2 separate regions of the Homo sapiens genome follow, and region 2 is linked to region 1. A link is an interaction called in ENCODE POLR2A ChIA-PET data of the cell type or tissue named here. Cell type or tissue: OCI-LY7. All regions are shown on one strand. Each heading gives the region's core, and the rest is flanking DNA. Links, peaks and the distances in the headings are about the cores only.

What was found. ChIA-PET counts read pairs that join two places held together with the same protein. Peaks named below come from ENCODE experiments on the same cell type or tissue, not always from the same donor. Only the 100,000 strongest peaks of a DNase experiment are listed, where the experiment ranks them.
Region 2: POLR2A ChIA-PET joins it to region 1 with 8 read pairs; 10 of 35 experiments call an interaction of 5 or more read pairs at or near these places.

What each region holds. Positions count from the first base shown.
Region 1 is chr2:224,645,031-224,647,844 of GRCh38, forward strand. The region is part of intron 2 of LOC105373909 (a long non-coding RNA gene); the gene reads left to right. Among named protein-coding and RNA genes, the nearest start is that of CUL3, 61 kb to the left of the region's middle. In OCI-LY7, for the core only: CTCF peaks have their summits at 1,428 (motif pointing left) and 1,647; a DNase peak (open chromatin) is centred at 1,401; H3K27ac peaks cover 1,200 bases.
Region 2 is chr2:224,577,231-224,580,044 of GRCh38, forward strand. The region is part of intron 1 of CUL3 (cullin 3); the gene reads right to left. Among named protein-coding and RNA genes, the nearest start is that of CUL3, 6.7 kb to the right of the region's middle. In OCI-LY7, for the core only: no CTCF peak of the experiment used is centred there; no DNase peak of the experiment used is centred there; H3K4me3 peaks cover 1,370 bases; H3K27ac peaks cover 1,328 bases.

The DNA.
Region 1 (2,814 bases), core at 107-2,606:
CTGAGGCACAATAATCACTTGAACCCGGGACGCGGAGGTTGCAGTGAGCAAAGATCGCGCCACTACACTCCAGTCTGGTGACAGAGCGAGTGAGATTCAGTCTAAAAGAAAAAAAAGTTATTGTGTTAAATTTTATTACATCCTCCATTATCCTTGCTGATTTTGTGTTCCAGAAATAATTACAACATTATCACACAAATCTAATCTCTGGGATCTAAATGAGAGGATCACACACTCAGATGGCTACAGGGGCGAGACAGGTCACACAAATAAATGAGGGTGCAAGCTCTGCGATGAAGGGTCCACAATCAGAATCAGATCTGTTAAAATAGGCTATGGCCAACTATTTCAATACCAGCAGTATCACTTGCAGATTCTTTCAGAGAAGCTGGAAATCTGAAATTTTTATTAATAGATGAGATTTCTGGGTTTATTAATGTTAGCAGTTTAACCAAAGAGTTTAGAAACACCTTGTTGGCTAAAGAAATGTATGTTTCAGGGGAGTGGCCTTGACCCACAGACCACCAGTTTAGAAATGCTGATCTAGACTACTGCAGATTAGTTTGTGAGACCAGCCAGAAATAGGATCCAGAAAGGTCAATATACATGGGAGAATGGTTAGAGCACCAGGAACCACTGGAGTGACAGGCTCAGGTGGGTGGATCCTCAGAAGCTGCTCTGGGGCAGGAGAAAGACTGGACTTGGGAGCAAGAAGGATGCTGAAAAGATGAAGCCCGTGACCGAAGGTGACCTGGGCATACTTGACAAGCTAATCTAGGGCTGGCCCCAATGCCACAGATATCTGTATTTTGAATACAGGTTGTTTTTACTTCCTTGGCAATCAGGTTACACAGAGGCAGTATTGTTCAATTCCTATGGCTTCCCGGGACCTGAATTGCACCTGCTGTGCATAACGATGGCATCATCCATAATTAGGCAATGACTTGCTTTTGTCTTGAGGCTTCTATGGGCCTTACCTGATGCAGGCATTCTGGAGGGAGTGTAAGTGGAAAGACTCTAGCAGAGTCAGGTAATATAATTCAGCACACTAAAGTGAACTATGGAACAGGTGCACATACAATGCAATAGCTCAGTTTCACTTTTAATGACTTGCATTATCACACAGCTATTTGGTTATCGTTTTCATAACTCAACAATCTCAAATTAAGACTTTACTATACTTATATAATGGTCTTCTATCCATGGGCAGAGACAAGCAAGGTACAAAATCAGGGGGGAAAATGAAGGCTAAATATGTATTACTAATATTCAAAATGAGAATCAAACATTTGTTATTTAAAAGTTATAGGACAATAGCAGTTGATGAGTGGTTCTTAACGGGGGCAATTTTACCACCACCAGGGGACATTCGCAATGTTTGGAGACATTTTTGGTTGTCACAACTGAGGGTAGCGTTTGCTACTGGCATCTAGTGGTAGAGACTGGGGATGTTTCAGAATATCCTACAATGTACAGGAAGACCCCCAACAATGATCAGCCCCAACATATCAACAGAGACAAGGTCAAAATAGTTCGAAATATGCAATAGTTTGAAAGAAAAAAATTCATCTGCATGTAACTTTAGAAATGAAACTAGGGCGTAAATTAAAGGCAGCCATGCATATGCACGTAAATTAAAAGGTTAAAGGTGTGCATATGTGTGACTGATTACAGCAAATTGCTGTCTCTTCATGAACTCTTAGCTGAATTAATCAAACCAATTATATATGTAGGAAGCAACCTACCTCCTCCGATAACAAGAAAATCATTTTCGCATGCAGCTTTAAGCACGTGGAAGGCCCCCAAAAGATGAATGTGCTGATGACATGCAGAGCAAAAATCATACGAAGAGGAAAAACTTGAAGAGCAAAACCTAGGGTCCTTGATCCTTCCAAGTGGACCCACCAATTGTGTCTTCTCCACTCATTGCTCCCAGTGTGTGGTAGAGTTGATCTCCTTTGACATCTTGCTTTACTAACAGATGCTTTAAATATAAAACAAGTTCAAAGACAGGTAAACAGAAGCTGAGGCTTTCATGCAGTAGAGTGTACTGTGGCTAAGTTATCTGTCAAGTACAATGTTTACTCAGTTGAGATACCTCTCAATTGAAGATGCGGGCCATTATTTCCTAAAGGGGAGTTCTACCCTGAAGTATAGTCTGAGCTGTTAAGGACAGAGGATAACATAAAATAGCTGAAAAGTTTGGGATATTGAGATAAAATGCTGAATTTCGTATTGAGATAAAATGCTGAATTTCATGAAGCATCTAATAGAAAAGAAGCAAGATTGAGGGTTTTAGGTTTTGCATTTTTTTTTTTTTGAGACTGTCATGCTCTGTCACCCAGGCCGGAGTACATTGGTGCTATAGTGGTGCTGTCACTGCAGCCTCCGCATCCTGGGCTCAAGCTATCCTCCCACCTCAGCCTCCCAAGTAGCTGGGACCACAGACACATGCCACCACCCCCAGCTAATTAAAATATTTTTTCTTTTGTGGATACGGGGTTCCCCTGTGTTGCTCAGGCTGGTCTCGAATCCCTGGGCTCAAATGATCTTCCCACCTCAGCCCCCAAAGTGCTGGGATTACAGAAATGAGTCACCGCACTCAGGCATTTCGATTTTACTGAAAAGGGGCAGGAGTGTGGGGCCTGGCTTTTAAATGAAATCTGTACACAAACTATTAAGGTAGGTATTCCCGCTTTCCTATAAAGTCTCATTATGTAGCCAGGGAAGTCATATTACCCAAAAGAACCCAACAGAAACCAAATCCAAACTGAAATATTTACACGGTTTTTTTTTTTTTTTTTGAGATGGAGT
Region 2 (2,814 bases), core at 247-2,746, 68 kb before region 1:
ACACAGGGGAAAACTGAGGCTACAAGAAGTAACTTGTTAAAGGTTATGCAGCTAGAGGCCGGGCGCGGTGGCTCACGCCTGTAATCCCAGCACTGTAGGAGGATGAGGCAGACGGATCACGAGGTCAGGAGATCGAGATCATCCTGGCTAACACGGTGAAACCCCGTCTCTACTAAAAATACAAAAAAATTAGCCAGGCGTGGTGGCAGGCACCTGTAGTCCCAGCTACCAGGGAGGCTGAGGCAGGAGAATGGCGTGAACCCGGGAGGTGGAGCTTGCACTGAGCTGAGATCACGCCACTGCACTCCAGCCTGGGTGACAGAGCGGAGACTCTGTCTCAAAAAAAAAAAAAAAGGTGATGCAGCTAGAAAGACATGGAGCTGGTATTCAAGCCCACACTCTTAACTACTATGCTTTCAGTCTCTTTACTTTTTAGTCACATCCCTATATTCATATGTTGAATACTCCAGTGCAAAAGTAAATGAAAATTCTCTACAGACTATTCATAGTTTTATTCTCCTAAGTAGTCAAAGAAATGCAAATTAAAGCATTAAAGTACTATTTTTTCACCTATAAAATTAAACATACATTATGCTGGGTAAGATACTGCTACACAGAAGTTAAACGGATACAACCTTGAGAAATATAATTAATTCTTAAGAGTGCTCACTTTAGAGCCAGATTGCTTGGGTCAGAATCCTAGTTCTGCCACTTGGAAGAATACCTTAAGCAAATTATTTAGCCTCTCAAAGCCTCATTTGTAGAACAGATAATAGTAGTATTCAATAGAGTTTGCTCAAATGATTAAGTTTAGATATGCAGAGTACATGATAAGCATTTAGAAAGTGTTAGCTATTATTATTACCCTTATGGAGGTCAATTAGGTAATATATTTCAGTTACGTGCAGCCCAATAATTCCATAATCATAGATGGACTCAAATATTTATGTGTCTAAATAGTCATAGTTGCAATCTTTTTTAACAGAAAAAATATGGACTCCCTGGAATCAACCAAAATATTTGGCAATAGGGAAATGGTTAAGCAAACTGAAGTATGATAGTCATTAAAAACTATGTTTTCAAAAATTTACAGTAAGAAATTTTTTAACAGCAGCATATACAATGATTATCTTACCTTAATTTTACTGTCTGTTCAGCCAACAATATGAAATTAAAATTCCAAAAACACATGAAAATGTTAATGTTGTTTGTTTCCAAGTGGTAGGATTACAGGTGATTTTTTTTATTTCCCTACTTGTACATTTAGATAATTATCAATTTTTCTACCAGGAATATACATCATTGTTATAATTAGAAAAGCTACTAAAATAAATTCATTGCTTTAACAGACTATGGTTGAATAGTTTTCACAAGACACTGATAGACTAATAACTAATTGTAATTCATGTGTTAACTCAGTGATTTGTTCTTACTAGTAATACCTTTACATTCTGTTGACCTTACAATGGGCTAACAAGAACTACTTTTAAAAAAAAGTTGCATTATTTAAAACTACAAATTGTCTAGTAACTTTTATATAAACCTAACAGGACTACTAAAGACCATCCATGTACTCTGGAATGAAAATAACAAAAAATTCCCTTTAAAGTCCCCCAATGTATAATATAAAAAAAAGGCATACCACTTTTTCTAGCCTTAATCATATAATCTTCCTGAACTGGACAAATGCTTTCATCCCTTAACTTCATTTAATGAATGATGTACAAACAAATGAAGCATTCTCTAATTTGTTTGAATCAAGTTTGTGATTTATGTATTACTTAAAAAGCCAAATTTTTACATTATATTTCATATTACTTAAATAGTTTCTAATTCAATATTGGTACTAATAATTTTCCAGGTTCCTCTGAACTGCTATCTAGAAAGACAAGACAAAATAAATACTTTGTTAATAACAACCGTATGCTTTTATTTTTCTAACTTCTAAAGTCATAGTAGTACTAACAGCTATGACAATACTGGCTGTCCCAAAACTATAAACAGTATTAGTTTAAGTATAAGTAACACTTTAATGAATCTGTTTCACTTTGTTTCATAACATGAAAAATGAAAAGCAAATTTATAATTAATTCTCTGCTCAGTGTGATCTGCAAGACTACCATCCAGCTTTCCTCTATGTACCAGTCCAGGTAGTACTATGCCAACAACTACCTTCCCTAAGAAAGAGAAACCTACTATGAAGATGAAAGCTGTTCCCTCAAATCTGGCAAACATTTCTGTAGCTCGAAGAAAAGAAAAAAAAAAAAAGATTAACTGTACCCATCTGTCCTTAAGACTCTTCCTGTTCTTAAGTATATCACAAATGAACATAAAACTCCTTCACTAATGTGAGTCGCCCTGTATGTTCCAGCTAACAATCACTTCCAAACAGTTGCTGTCCATGCTACACAAGTGGAGTTCCTCTAGCATTAGGGAGTGGGCATTTTATCATAACACTCTTTCTCCTGATGAGTTAGCAAGCTTTTATAAACTAACTGAAGCTACTTCCAGGACCCCAGGGTAGAGATCTTAAGAGCCTGATTACATTCTGGAGACAGTCACCTTCATAACAGGTTTCCCAAACTCTGAAGGCTAGGCCAAGAAAGGCTTTATTACCGTTTGATACAGGAAAGGACAGCATTTTCATTCAAACGTATCCTCTCCAATTCTAATCAAGCTCATCAAACCCATGTGGGCAAAACCCCAGACAGTAAAAATGGTAAGAAATGATTTTTCAAAGATAAAGATAATAAAAGGTTCACCTGAAAGCAACTAATCCTACATAGTGGAACAAAGCCCAGGAGTAAGGAAGAG